Linked DNA regions of Homo sapiens: region 2 is linked to region 1. Evidence: chromatin contacts called from ENCODE Hi-C or POLR2A ChIA-PET data. All regions are on one chromosome and are shown on one strand. Each heading gives the region's core, a stretch centred on a gene start or an enhancer-like site at or near the end of the contact. The rest is flanking DNA. Distances are from core to core; before and after follow the strand shown.

Region 1 (7,631 bases), core at 3,815-6,314:
TTTGAGCAATTTACTACTTGCTAGGCACTGTGCCAAGATACACACAGAAATATGGAAAAAGGTTATTAATTCATTTTTTCTGATTAACTCTACTAAGTTAAAAAAATGGAAATATCTCTCCAAGTTTGATGCTCTAGATTGTTTAGCAGTTTTTTTCCTTTCCTGGCCTCTGAATTTGTCTCGATTTTGGTGTAAATGTGTGTTTTTATAAAATATGAAAGGAGATTCTAAAGGGGAAAAAGATACTGAGTGTAAAAGATATTGAGTGACAATTGGGGGGGGCATGTCCTCATATCTGAATATAGCATTCATATAAGCCATCTAAGTGTCTTAAATAGTGGATAAAAATGATATTGGCAAGGAGTAGAGAACTATTTTTATCTATCAACATTCAGAGGGAAAAGACGAAATCTCTACCAGGAAATACCACAACAGTGGGAGGTTCTTGCTGGCTGGTGGAAAAGAATGCGGAGAGTAGATGGTTGGTCATTAGTAGAATTTGGCTCATGAGAGAGTAAAAAGTCTTGGCTTTTAGTTCATCAATGATGGTAGTGCCATGAACTGAGGATAATACTTATTAAACTCACTGTTACATAAATTATCCCTGTTAGTCACAAGGGGACAGTTATTCTCCTTTTCTCTTTTCTGAGACAGTTTCATTCCCATTGCCCAGGCTGGAGCGCAATGGTGCAATCTTGGCTCACTGCAGCCTCCGCCTCCCGGGCTCAAGCAATCCTCCTGCCTCAGCCTCCCAAGTAACTGAGACTACAGGCGCATGCGACCATGCCCAGCTATTTTTTGTATTTTTTGTAGAGACAGGGTTTCTCCATATTGCCCAGGCTGGTCTGAAACTCCTGGGCTCAAGCAATCCGCCAGCCTCAGCCTCCCAAAGTGCTGGGATTATGGGCATAAGCCACTGCACCTGGCCAGTTATTCTCCTATAGAGCAGAAAGCTACCATACGGTCTACTAGCCGTCAACCTCGGATCTTAGTGGATAACGTTAGGAGGCCAGTCACTTCATCCGGAGAGTAATTTACTACCCCCGCTAAACACCTGACTTGATTCTCTTCTCTCTCTCCTTCTCCTCTTAGCTTCCTAGAATACTTGTCTTCTAAAAAGGGTCCAAGGTTAAGTCAATCTGCCAAGGAAGCAAAAAGCCCATTGCTTTAGCTACTTTTCCTTTTGACTATAAAGGTTTCTCTGGGCAACTCTGGTGTCCCATAAAATATGCATGTGTGTTCAAGGATGAAGTGTGTGTGTTGTGTGTGTGGGGAGGCTGAAACCATGTTGACAGAATTCCTGTGTCTGTCCAGTAGTGGATTACAGTGAATGGACAGTGAACTAAGCTCTATTAGATTGCTGGGCATCGTGGCTCATGCCTATAATCCCAGCACTTTGGGAGGCTTGAGGTGAGAGGAGCACTTGAGCACAGGAGTTTGAGACCAGCCTGGGCTATATAGTGATACCTTGTCTCTATGAAGAAAAATTTAAAAATTAGCCAGGCGTGGTGGCATGCACCTGTAGTCTCAGGTATTTCAGAGGCTGAGGTGGGAGGATCACCTAATCCCAGGAGGCAAACGTGCAGTGAGCTGAGATTGTGCCACAGCACTTTAATCTGAGCAATAGAGTGAGACTCTGTCTCAAAAAAAAAAATCTATTAGATTATAACTTTCTTGAGGGCAGTATGGGTTTTAGACTTTCTGTCCTGAAACATTTAACACCATGCCCGGCATGTGAGAAATGCACATTAAATACTTTTCAATATTAACTTATCGATAGGGATTAACTTATACTACACAAATAGTACTATTAATTAACACTGAATTTGTATTACTTAGTTGTTTCTCTCTGAGCTTTTCAATAAAGGCTTCTGGCCCTATCTAGATGTGTCAGCAAAGGCCCAGAAATGAGTTATAAGTGATACAAAACTCCACTTTTTATATTCTTTTTGTCTTCTATATAAGTCAGAGCTATTATAGGAGATTCACTGGTGGGAATCATTTTCTCTTATTAAAAATGACACAAGCAAAGGCTATATTATGAAAAATAACTTCATGTTATAATGTCAAATGAATGATAGCTTTAATTCCAGCTCCTCCTTTTTGGGTCTACTATGCTCTTGGCACTACGTTAGGTGCATGGTACTGACAGATGCATGTCAGTCCGAACCCTCAAGGGGTTCACAATCTAATAAGGAAAATAAATTATAAAGTAAAACTATACGGGCCATAATAGATATGAAAAACTTCACCAATCAGTCCCTAAGTAATGAGGGAGCCCCTATGACTGAAGGTTTGGGCAGACAGATATTCTTCCTCTGCACTAGTTGTGTGAGCAGGATGAGAAGAGAATCTTGAAAACAGCATGAATCCAACATGTGGGATCACATACCTTCTCCTTCTGCAAGATTTCTTTCCAGTTTTACTGTGGAGTCATAGAATCTTATCACAGTGCTATGGTTTCAATGTGTCTCCCAAAGTTCATGTGTTGACAACTTAACCCCCAATGCAAAAGTGTTGAGAAGTGAGACCTTTAAGAGAAACTTCTAAGAGGGTAGAGCCCTCATGAATGGATTACTCTCTATTGTGTGTGCTCACTTGCCACGGGATAACACGGCAAGAAGGCCCTCTAAAGATGCCAGTGCCATGCTCTTGGACTTACCGGGCTCCAGAACCATGAGCCAAATAAACTTCTTTATAAATCACTCAGTCTATGGTATTCTGTTAGCAGTAGGAGAAAATGAACTAAAACACATGGGAATGGGGCCTTAAAAATGATCTAATCAGACTTCCTACCTGACGTTTATGTCTTTGCTACTAAAAAAATGGTCATTGGGGTGGTACTGTGTAGACCACACTAGATTACAGACAACAGAAAATTCGAATCCTATTGGTCTAATCAGTGAAGATAGACCTGAATTCAGAAGTTGCTTGATTCAGAGCCTCAAAAATGTCACCAAAGCCAGGCACGGTGGCTCACGCCTGTAATCCCAGCCCTTTGGGAGCCTGAGGAGGGCAGATCACTTGAGGTCAGGAATTCCAGACCAGCCTGGCCAACATGGTGAAACCACGACTCTACTAAAAAAATAAAAAATTAGTTGGGCATGGTGGCGCGCACCTGTAATCCCTGCTATTTGGGAGGCTGAGGCAGGAGAATCGCTTGAACCTGGGAGGCGGAGGTTGCAGTGAGCCGAGATCCTGCCACCACACTCCAGCCTGGTGACAGAGCCAGACTACATCTCAAAAAAAAAAAAAAAAAAAGTCACCAAAGATCAGATCTCTATGCATGTTTGTTTTCTTGATGTCTTCTTTATTTTAACCCGGCTAGACTTGTATTTGGAAGATGGCTACCCACCATCCAGGGGACCCGTTTTTTTGAGGACATGCAGAAAGAATGGGTTACCTCTGAAGCGCTCTCAGAAAATGAAAGAAAAACTTTTCCCAACAAAGACCAGGAAATTGCTCCTCTCATTGGCCCAAATATGTTACGCTCATTGCCAGCCAATAACTGTGGCAGGGAATGGGATTCTGCTGATTTAGGTTGGAATTATGCTACGTTGCTTAGATTGGGACCACATGCCCCTGTAAGTAGGCAGAGCAGGGATGTGACTCAGAACTGGGCTTGTTTACCAAGATAAGGAAGAGTGGATACTGGGGAGTCTAGGCCACCATAAGTTTCAGGTACAGCCAATGCAAAGCCTTGGAAATCCACCTGACAGCTCCGGTTGTACCGTCCGCCCTCCGTATCTGGGGTTTCCAAATTCCGGGATTCAATCAACTGAAAACAAAAAATGTAGTTAGGCTTACCAGGCCTGAAAATACATGAAAATATAGAGCCTAAAATATAGCCTGAAAATGTACTGAAAATATAGAGATTTCTTTGGATGATTATTTCCTAAATACACCTTAACAACTATTCACATAGCATTTGCATTGTATTAGGTTTTATAAGTAATCTAGATATGATTTAAAGTATATGGGGAAACACACCATTTTTATGTAAGAGACTTGAACATCTTAGAAAATCCAGAGTCTGGGAACCAATCCCACGGATATAGAGACAACTGTACTAACTACAGTAATGGCATATGGTAGCTGAATCTACCTCTCTTTCCATCCCAGTCCGGAATCCAAAGGCTCCTTCTTGCCATGTTGTCCTCGGGCGTTGGCTGCTTCCTCCCATTTGTTACTTTGGAAGTGTCTTCTTTCCTCAGTGTTTCTTCTGCGTGGGCCTTACCGGTCTTTACTGCACTCACTTACCTAAGAGGCAAAACAATGGCTGCCATTCAAGAAAATCTCACTTCAGCCCAGAATCGAAGAACTGGGGCTTATTTTGTCTTCTTTCTACTCTGGGGCTTCTCTGAGGCCAAGTTCAGAACTTGTGCACAAGACAGTGGCTGTGTGACAGAGCCACCCAGGGCTGTCTCCGTTAGATGAAGAGACTGGCTTGATCCATTCCCAAGAACTAGTCCCACGTGCAGTTCGGTTGCTCCGAATGGGATTTGGGTGCGAGGGGCTGACTGGAGATGTGGGGTCTGGGTGAGTGGGGTATTTGAGAACCTGAAGCTCACAAGGCTTTGTCTGGTTTGAGGTACGTTTTGCCCTTTCTCCCGCATTCGGCTCTGCATCGAATCTGACCGGCCGCGCCTACTCTCGGAACGGCCGAGGAGGATGGGTCTCCCGTCTCCACACGCGCGGTGTCTGCGCCGACTGCAGCCCTCCTGGACGGGAGCCTCTGGGCCCAGCTTAGGGTGGCGTCCAGCGTGACCTACTCGGGAATGGCAGCCTTCAGTGTCCTGCGGCCTCGGGTTCCGGGAAGCTCGGGGACCTGGGCAGCGGATCCAGATGCTTCCACAGCTGTGTCTCCGTCGCTCCGCTTCGGGGGCCGAGAACCAGCAAGACCAACGCGAGGAGGCGCCACGGTACCTGCCACCCCGCTCCCAGGAGGCCCGGACGAGGCTTCGTCGGCGAGCGGTCGGGGCCTGCTTCTCGAGGTGCCTGCGAGCGCCTCATGCCCCTCCCCACCGGCCCCAACTCCGTCCCGCCTCACCCGACCGCGGGCTTTGTCCACCCGCCGCGGTGCGGCTCCTCCCAGTCCCCGACAGCTCCTCCCCGCCCCCTCTGCCGGCCCCACTTCCTAGGCGGCGGAGCGGGTCGGGGAGGGAAGGGTTAACCCGCGGCTCTTCCCGGCGCGGAGGGATCCGGAGGCGAGCCGAGCGCGGTGGTGAGGCCGCCTCAGCGAAAAAAATGTCCGCCTGAAGAGACCCACAAGTTCTATTCGGGGGGACCGACAGCCCGCCCCGGGAGGAAGGGGCGGCCAGGCCCGAAAGCCGCCTCCCCCTCCCAGACCCGAGAGCTCGTGCGGGGCAAAGTGAACCGAGCCGCTGGGCGGTGCAAGGGGAAGCCCAAGCCCGTTCTCCCGGCCAAAGTGAACTTTAATCGGGGTGGTTGGATGCGGAGACGGGGCGGCAGGTAATTGCGGGCTAGCGAGCGGGAGTGGGGCGGCGCGGCGGGGCTGGGGGCTGCGGGGCGCCGCCGCGTCCCTGCCGGAGTGGGGGCGCCCCCGTCCCCCGCCTCAACTCCGCGCCCCTTTGTACAGCGCGAAACCCGGGGTCCCCTCCAAGTTGGGGAGCGGAGTGGGGGCGGAGGCTCGAGTCGCGGGCGCTCAGGCCCGCTGGCGGCGCGCTCGGCCTGTGCGCCCCGTTCGGTGCCCGACTCGGGCCGGCGCCCAGGCTCCGGGGCGCGCGGGAGATCGGGCGGCTTCGGCCGCGGAGCCAGGCTCATTGTTCGGCAGGTCCGGGGCAGGGCAGCAAAAGTGGGAGGAGGCCGAGCCTGGGGAGGAGGACGCCGGCCGAGAGCGAGACTAGTTGTCGGGGTTTCTGTTTTCTGTTTAAAAACGCCCCTTGGATGAGCTGGGGGTGCTTTCCGACCTCCTGGGCCCGCCGGGGACGTCCGGGCGGCGGCGGCCGCAGACGCGGGCCTGCGAGCGGCGCGTTCCCTGCAACTTGTCAGTTCTATTGTTGCCGAGCGAGTGAGTCACTTCGCATCTCCGCTCGCCGCCGCTCCGCTCGCTGGACGCCGAATTGCCCCTCACCCCGCTCCTCGAGACCCCAGCCGCGGCCGGGCCCGGCGCGCGGAGCACCCGGCGGCGGCGCGGAGCAGGGGGCGCCGAGGAGGTGGCAGAGACTGGCTCGGAAACTTGGGGGAGAGGCGGCGAGTTGCGGGAGCCGCCGCGTCGATCTCGGGCCGCGGCGAGGAACGCGTGGATTCCGGGACCCGGCGCGGGCACTGAGCCCTCCCGCCCCTTGCTCGCGCCGCGGTGGGAGCGAGTCGGGGTCCTGGAAGTCATCCCGGCGCCCCCAGCGCTCTTGCGTAATCTTCCCCAGTACCTCTCTCTGTTCCCTCACACACTTTGGGCCTCGGTGGTCTCTCGCTGAGCCCGTTTCCTCTGCCCTAGGACCTGCTAGAAGTGGCCGAAGATGAATCCCCAGCAACAACGCATGGCCGCTATAGGGACCGACAAGGAGCTGAGCGACCTACTGGACTTCAGTGCGGTATGAGAGCTTTCCATGGCATCTTGGGGTTCTGCTGAGGTTTTTGTTTGTTTGTTTGTTTGTTTCTTTTAAATAAAGGGTGAGGGGAAGCAACGTGGAGACTAGGCAGCGTGAACTCCATCTGCTTTCTGCTTAAGCAGTAGTTCTCAGGGCTGGAGTCCAGCTCCCCCAAGTTGGACACCTGAACTTTGATGTAATGTCTAGACTTGCACATTTAAAACTTTAATGCCAGAGGGGTCATTTGATTTAACCAGTTAAAAGGAGAACAATGTAATTATGACCTTTGGTTGAGTCACCCTCCCACCGCGATGATTATTGGGGATCTTGTACTTTATATGAAAAAGTGTTGTTTTTTTCTTCAGTACTCCTCACCATTTTCCTCTCCAGTATCAGATGTAGTTTATGGTACCTGAAAGATGTCAGCGACAAGAAAAGTAGTCCAGAGCTAGAATTTCGAGCCTTCTGAAACAGAGTACTTTTATTTTATACACACACACACGTGTGTGTGTGTGTGTGTGTGTATTATGTTCTTAACATGGGAAATGACTTAAAAACATCAACTGAAACCTAAGGGCCCACTGCTTTTATTTTTAATGGGTTTAATTCCTTTATTAACTGCTGTTAGGAGGCAGCACCTATACCTGCTTTATACAATTCAGTTATAATCCTTACTGTATGTAGTAATTTAATGGGCCATAATTCTGACTGTGTATATTGAGATATAATGTAAATGTAATGAAATTCACTTAGTTCTGCAGTAAAGATCATGTGTAATACTATACTGTTTAAACTTAATAATCTTGGACTCTTCCATGTAAATGATCGGGTCTTCAGAACAAAATGTAACCATTATTTCCAATTAATTAGGAAATAGTATCATTCAGTGTATTTGCCTCTCTGGATCTGAATGTATCTCCAATTTTATTTTAACTTCCCTCTGAAATTTAATAACTGATGGATGACTTTTGGTGGACTTTTGTTTGCAAGGAATCTAGAAGAATTTCAGGACTAACAGATATATTTGGGTTATTTTGCAGATGTTTTCCCCACCTGTTAATAGTGGGAAAACTAGACCAA
Region 2 (7,551 bases), core at 1,345-3,844, 420 kb after region 1:
GACTTCCTTTGATAAATACTTTTTTTCCCCAAGGAAATGAGTGTCGACTTTTCTCCGAACCACAAAGCCAGTGCTACCTGCGCTTGGTCTTCACTGTGAGAGCGCCTCACAGTCCCATGGGGTGTGGCTGCACTGCTGGTCTCTCGGGACATCTGCACTCACTCAACTGGCCTGGAGGCAAGAGCCTGCCACAGAAGGCCAACTGTCTAGTCCTGCACAGGCTTCTTCCAATGCAGCAGGATGTATTCAAAGAACACCAGACTCCCACTTCAACTGCACTCGCTCAGCCATTTATGGAGGGGCTACCACATGCCTGCCACGGTGCTGTGGCCTGACCTCCTGAAAGAGGTCCCCGTGGGAGGGGACTGATTCCAAATAGGCTTTTTTTTTTTTTTTTTTTTTTTTGAGACAGGGTTGCCCTCCTGTCGCCGAGGCTGGAGTGCAGTGGCACGATCTCAGCTTACTGCAACCCGCACCTCCCGGGTTTAAGTGATTCTCCTGCCTCAGCCTCCCTAGTAGCTGGGACTACAGGCATGCGCCACCACACCCAGCTAATTTTTGTTTTTTTAGTAAAGACGGAGTTTCACTGTGATGGACAGGCTGGTCTCAAACTCCTGACCTCAAGTGATCCACCCACCTTGGCCTCCCAAAGTATTGATGTTACAGGTGTGAGCCACCGCAACTGGCCCCAAATACACTTCTGTTAAAGAATGGGTATTACTACTTTTCAAATTGTTATGTGACAAGAGAGAAAACTATTCTTTTGAATCCAATAACCATAGCCCTCCAAGCTTATGAAAAACTTCTCCTATTCGATTGTATCTTATAATGCGTGCTCTGTTTTCCTGAGGAGGTCCAGGGTCTGGATCCTTATATCGGTTCCTTATCAAGAAGATGCGTGTTATTACGTAGCAATTTGCCAGTGAGACTCAGGAGGGCTGTGACTTTCTTGAGACCAAATGGCCATGTGATCTGGAACCAGGTGGAACCTCCATGCCTGAATCTAAAGGGTTCTCCAATCTGGCTGCATGAGAATCACCAGGGGAACTTTCACCACCACCAGCCTTCCAAGCACCACCCCCAGAGAGTCATTCCACTGGTGGGGATCCCAGGTGATTGTAATGGCCCGGGAGTTGGGAACCACTGCTCGGAAGCCAGATTGCAAGCCCTCTCTGGCCTGGGGGCAGAGGAGCCTCCTGGCTCTGCCGGTTACTCGCTGTGTGATTTGAGGTACATCTCTGGTCTTCAGTTTCTTCATTTGCAAGAAGAGAGATCCCTTCCAAGGTCTATTTCTATATGGGATCTGTGAGTTACTCGGCATCGAGAAGATGTTTGGGAAGGCCTCCTGGAGGAGCAGCATGAACATGGACTTGGACTGTGGCCCTTCCCATATCGGGCTACAGGGAGGGAGGGCAAGACCCTGCACCAGGTACCTAGTCAACGGTCGCTGTCCTCTGCACTCCACAGTCCTAGGGGTACTCTTGCTGGGGTGGAAGTCGCGACCTCCTCTGAGGGTGAATGGGCAGGGCCCACGTCTGCACCTCTCTTAACAGCCCTTTTAGGCCAAGGGGGCTGCAAATGCCTGAGGCTGTTAGGTCTTCAGGGCCAGCCTTGGGCTTCTGTGGCTCAGGAGCAGGGAGAGGGCGGCCCCAGCCCTCCGGGCTCAGCTCTGGAGGGGCTGAAAGATGGGAGCCCTGAGCTGGCAGGACCTGGAAGATGGTGTCCTCTCCATAAAACAATTCCCAAAGCCTTTCTTTGTCTTCATTTCCTGATCATGAAAAATACGTTACAGAACAAATAGAACTATGTTTATACTTCCCAAATTATGAAGGTGATTTCACGTTTTTTGGTGGGTTTTTGGTGTGCGATGGAGTTTGTTTTTCTTCTGGGACATTTTGGGCCTCGCTGCAACATGAAGGTGGGATGTTGGGGGCACCGGAGGATTTACCCTCTCTAGGCTGTGCTGGTTACTATAGTGGAGGGTCTCAGAGAGCTCCAGGCTGGGGCAGGAGGAGGGTGATTATGGCTCTGAGAATAAGAGAACAGGTGAGCCAAGCCATGGAGAAAAACTGAAGTCCTCACCTGCCAGGAGAGAAGCCATGGTGGGCACCTGCTGATTGTGGCCTGAGGGGCCGCCCTCCACAGTTCCCGTGAGCCTTGTGTGGTCAGGCGTCCCCTGACCTTTCTAACTGAAACCAGGGGAAAGCTGTTCCCCGGCGGAGCAGCAGGCGTCCCTGTCAGAGCCACCGGCTTTCTCCCTGTGACTCACGGCTGCTTCCTCCTGGTCATCTGGTCCAGGGCAGGCCTAGAGGATGTGTGTTGACTGACCATGTTCCTGCTAAAAATATGGGTCCTGGAGTCAGAATTTCTTGCTGTGAAAAGCACTTCCTGCAGGCAGGGTGCCTCAGGAAGCAGGTCATAACATTGTTTTTCTGAGCCTTTCTCTTCTTGTGTGGGGTCTCTATATTCAGAGTCTATAAACATGAACAAATGTATGTACGGTGGCCAGGAAAGCGGGAAACAGGTGGCGGTGCTCACGGGGCAGCACTGGACTGGGGAATGCTTTCAGCAGCTCCCCCCGTGGGCGTGTCAGTGTGGACTCCCTCCAAGACACTCTGGCGCAAGGGCCATTGATTTTCTTTTTCTTTGTTTCTTTGTTTCTTTTTTCTTTTTTTTTTTTTGTAAGACAGAGTCTCACTCTGTCGCCCAGGCTGGAGTGCAGTGGTGCAATCTCAGCTCACTGCAATCTCTGCCTCCCAGGTTCAGAGATTCTCATGCCTCAGCCACCCAAGTAGTTGGGATTACAGGTGCATGCCACCATGCCCAGCTAATTTTTGTATTTTTAATACAGACAGGGTTTCACCATGTTGGCCAGGCTGGTCTCAAATGCCTGACTTCAAGTGATCCGCCCGCCTCGGCCTCCCGAAGTGCTGGGATTACAGGCGTGAGCCAACACACCTGGCCTTCTTTGGTTTTCTAGCTCCCATCTACTCAGCATGGGCGGAAATCCAATTTGTTGTGCTTCCTGGCTTCTGGGGTCCTGTGGACCTGACAGGGTCTTGCACCATTCAGAGAACTGGCTCTCCGGGCCTCAGGACGCCCTGAGCACTGCTCAGAGGTTCACTCTTCAGTCACTGTGGTCCCCGGGAGCAGTGCTGATGAGTTGAAGCTCAGCCTCTGGGTATTCATGCTCCACCCCCTGAGCAGCCTTGGACACCCTTCCCCCTCACTCCTCACCATTTGCTGAGACCACCACCCCTGCCCCCCTATCTATCCCAGCCTCTTCAACTAAAGCTGCCAATCTCACGCCCTGCTCCTCTGGGACCACCTCTCCCCACACCCCATGGGCCTGAAACATAAGAGTTCTTTACTTGGGGGGTTGGGGGTGGGTGAGAACACTCAGCCCTTCAGAAACACACAGCAGCCTCTTCTCCCCAGAATCAGGAGGGGAAGGGAGAAAGGGGAAGGAAGATGCTTGATATAGTTTGGATATTTGTCCTCGCCCAAATCTCAGGTTGCATTGTGATCCCCAGTGATGGAGGTGGGATCTGGTGGGAGGTGTTGGGATCATGGGAGCCGATCCCTCATGGCTTGGTGCTGTCCTCATCATAGTGAGTGAATTCTTGTGAGACCTGGTCATTGAAGAGTCTGTGGCACCCCCCACCACCAGCTGTCTCTCTTGTTCCTGCTTTTGCCATGTGGCGTGCCTGCTCCCCCTTCACCTTCTGCCATGATCATAAGCTTCCTGAGGCCTCCTCAGAAGATGAGCAGATGTTGGGGCCATGCTTCCTTACAGCCTGGAGAACTGTGAGCCAATTAAACCTCTTTTCTAGCCAGGCACGGTGGCTCATGCCCGTAATCCCAGCACTTTGGGAGGCCAAGGCAGGCGGATCCCCTGAGGTTGGGAGTTTGAGACCAGTCTGACCAACATGGAGAAACTCTGTCTCTACTAAAAATACGAAATTAGCCGGGCATGGTGGCCCATGCCTGTAATCCCAGCTACTCAGGAGGCTGAGGCAGGAGAATTGCTTGAACCTGGGAGGCAGAGGTTGCAGTGAGCCAAGATCTCACCATTGCACTCCAGCCTGGGCAATAAGAGTGAAACTCTGTCTCAAAACAAACCAAAAACAAAAGAACTTCTCTTTTCTTATAAATTACCCAGTCTCAGGTATTCCTTTATAGTAATGCAAGAACAGCCTCTTACGCTTCATTTGTCTCTGGGAATATAGAGTAAAACAGCAGCCAAATAACACTCCAAAACAAAACAAAACAAAACATCCCAGAAGACGAATTGTAGTTTAGTTTTTTTTTTTTTGTTTTACTAAGTAGCTCCCCTTGTTACGTTAGCCTCGTTTTACAGACGAAGAACCCAGGGCTAAGAGGGTTCCTTGGGCTGCCATGTGGCACTGGGTGGGGGTTTATGGAGGTCATGGCCCCATGTCTATGCTCTCAATCTGACCAGCGTAGGCATCAGGGTGGGCACTGCCCTGCACAGAGGCCCAAGGGTGGTCCTGACCATGTTGCCCAGGATGGTCTCAACTCATCTGCTGAGAGATGGCCTCCATCACAACCTTAGCCTCTGCTGGCAAACAGGTGGAAAGGAACCAAAAGACAAGTAAATCCCAGCCATTAAAGGTAGAGCTGGCTGAGCCTCCTTCAGAGAATGCATGATGGTGACACACACCTCCACAACACCCAGGCTTGATTTATGGACGCAGATGTGCATATATCACCTCCTGTAATCCTCACAAGAATCCTATTATTTCCATTCTCCAGATCATAAAATGGGCATGCAGATGTTGAGTAACTTTACCAAATCCTATAACTAGTAAGTTGCCGAAAATGGGATCTGAACCCAAATCCCTTAAGTCCAGTGTTCTTTCCATAATATATCAGTGAATATAGCTGAGATTTCATTTTTTAGACAGATAAAAATCAAGAGAGGTGAGTACCAACGTTTGCACTTTTCATTTGACAATAATAGACAACAAGGAAACCAATTTGAAATTTCAGTCTCTCTTTAGGAACTTAAAGATGAAGAAAAACTAGGAGAGTGGTTATTCTACAAAGTACCATCAGGTGGCACCATTGCACAGCGGCTGCATATCCCCAAGGTTCAACTCAACAGAAGGGCCAGCTCAGTCTGGCCAGCTGCGACCCCACCCTGGCCATGGCATGTCCCCGCCCCACACCTTTACTAATATGATGTCAAGATCTGATGTGTGAATAAGAAACGTAGCATCCCATGTCTCAGTTAGCTGCTGTCCATGTACTAGTCCATCTATTTTTGTCTGGTAACTATTTTAAGTTATCTTGACCTTGTTAAATGTTTTAACAGGATCTGATCTGTCTCTGAAAACATTGCACTCTCTTGTCTGGAGGTGCAGGGACAGGAAGGAAACCTTTAATCAAGGTCCCCCTTGGCCTGAGATGATGGTGGGATAGGTGTGGGGTCTAGATTGAAGGTGGAGGGGTCAGAAGTCATGCAAGGGCAGTGGTGGGTTTGACTGGACGTTTGGGGCCAGGCAGGCAGCTTTGCACAGTGCATCCTTTGCCTCTGTATGGGGTCGGGAGCTTGGAAAGCTTTGGGGGTGGGGGTGGGTGGGTAATGAACACTTCTCACACTGTTTTCTGTTTTGTTTTTGTTTTGTTTTGTTTTGTTTTGAGACAGGGTCTCGCTGTGTCACCCAGCTGGAATGCAGTGGCACAATCCTGGCTCACTGCAACCTCTGCCTCCCGTGTTCAAGTGATCCTCCTGTGTCAGCCTCCTGAGTAGCTGGGACCACAGGCGTGCACCACCATGTCTGGCTAATTTTGTTTTGTTTTGTATTTTTTGTAGAGACGGGGTTTTGCCATGTTGCCCAGGATGGTCTCAAACTCCTGGGCTTAAGCAGTCTGCCCGCCTTGGCCTCCCAAAGTGTTGAGATTACAGGCATGAGCCAGTGTCCCCAGCCCCAGTTAGTTTTATAATGCTGCATGAAATCTAGATTATTTGAAAATACCACATAAAAATAATTGCTATGACATTTAAATATAGTGACAATGAAGTTCATAACAGAATTTGTATTAGAGTATTATTATTGCATAACACAAAAATTTGCCTTCTGTACAATCTCTTACACGGAAACATAAAATGTCAAGAATTTTCTGTAAGGAAACATAAAAGTAGATTAGCTACAAGTAAGACTAATAAACATAGCATACCTTTTATACATTGTAGAAATAGTTATTTTTTATTCAATAATTTGAATGTAAAGGGCTTTGAATTGTTTTTGTTTTGTATGTTACCAATAACTTGAAGCTGTTTCAAGCTGTTAAATCTAAATTCTAGTCTCTGTAGAGATTATACCGGTTCCCACATGTGTCATGGGATGCCTTGTGCCCCTCCAAAATTCATATGTTCAAGTCCCAACCCCCAGTACCTCCGAATGTGACTGTATTTGGTGCTAGGTTCTTTAAAGAAATAATTAACCCTTTTCCTGTTTAGGAAAAAAAAAAGTGCAGCCCACTGCCAGCATTTTTTTTTTTTTTTGAGACAGAGTCTTGCTCTGTTGCCCAGGTTGGGGTTCCATGGCACAATCTTGGCTCACTGCAACCTCTGCCCCTCAAGTTCAAATGATTCTCCTGCCTCAGCTTCCTGAGAAGCTGGGACCACAGGCATGCACCACCACATCTGGCTAATATATATGTATTTTTTGTAGAGACGGGGTTTCGCCATGCTGCCCAGGCTGGTGTCAAACTCCTGACCTCAAGTGATCTGTCCACCTCAGCCTCCCAAAGTGCTGGGATTATAGGCATGAGCCACCGTGCTTGGCCAGAGCTCATTTAATTTTACATAAACCAACCTGACTGATTTTCAATGTGAAAGTAAAATTTAAAAACTGTTCTTGGAGTTATGTGTAAACAGAACTAACATCAAAATCATCTCAATCATCAGAATCGTCTATTTCAGAAAAATAGGATTAATCAAATGAATCTTTGGCCAACAACTCTTTGAGAATGATCACATAGGAATGCTATGTTTTCTCGGATTTGACATTTTCAGCGATCGAGAATTACTATATTTTCTAAATGGAAATGCCACTACTAAAGACAGAACGCTATACCTAGAATGATGTCTTATACGTAGAATGATGTCTTTTGTTTCCAAAGTTGATACACTAAAGCAAAGTGAAAATAATAAAAGGGAGATGTTTTGTGACCAAATTACTTTGGGGTAAACGCTGCAGCCGCAAGAGCTGCTGGTGAGTGTTCTTGGGGCAAACAGGAAAAGAGTTAAGGGAAAAATTTAGGTCCTGTGGATGGGCTCTAATCCAATATGATTGGTGTCCTTATAAGAAGAGGAGATCAGGGCACAACGCACAGACAGCGGGGACCACGTGAAGACACAGGGAGAAGACTGCATCTACAAGCCAAGGAGAGACCAACCCCGGCGGCCCCTGATCTCAGACTTGTGGCCTCCAGCACTGGTGCTCAGCCACCCCGGCTGTTCCCTCATGACGGCAGCCCCAGCAGATGAATACCCTGAGTTGTGCAGGCTGACAGGGAAGA

Evidence for each region. A loop is a pair of places that touch in the nucleus more often than their neighbours do. ChIA-PET counts read pairs that join two places held with the same protein, here RNA polymerase II (POLR2A). Pooled maps may share reads with other maps.
Region 2: a map of endothelial cell of umbilical vein shows a loop between it and region 1 (4-fold over the local background). The contact joins the enhancer-like site here to the promoter of TCF12-DT in region 1. A Hi-C loop is called at or near these places in 1 of 168 maps with a recorded cell type or tissue (endothelial cell of umbilical vein) and 3 of 50 pooled maps. POLR2A ChIA-PET finds 5 or more read pairs at or near these places in 2 of 52 experiments (H1 and IMR-90).

What each region holds. Positions count from the first base shown.
Region 1 is chr15:56,913,435-56,921,065 of GRCh38, forward strand. TCF12-DT (TCF12 divergent transcript) reads right to left here and starts at 5,065. Exons shown (of 4, transcript NR_015419.2): 1 at 4,106-5,065; 2 at 3,631-3,778. It overlaps TCF12 (transcription factor 12), which reads left to right and starts at 5,210. Exons shown (of 21, transcript NM_207037.2): 1 at 5,210-5,472; 2 at 6,458-6,554; 3 at 7,592-7,631. The coding sequence starts at 6,480. RefSeq lists silencers at 4,370-4,509, 5,030-5,159, 5,330-5,379, 5,470-5,759, 5,810-6,249.
Region 2 is chr15:57,335,768-57,343,318 of GRCh38, forward strand. No RefSeq gene overlaps it. Among named protein-coding and RNA genes, the nearest start is that of LINC01413, 20 kb to the left of the region's middle. Within about 2 kb of position 2,595, at least 11 of the 41 ENCODE cell types and tissues checked have a DNase peak (open chromatin) inside an H3K27ac peak, as active enhancers do; they include endothelial cell of umbilical vein, where a contact is called at or near this core.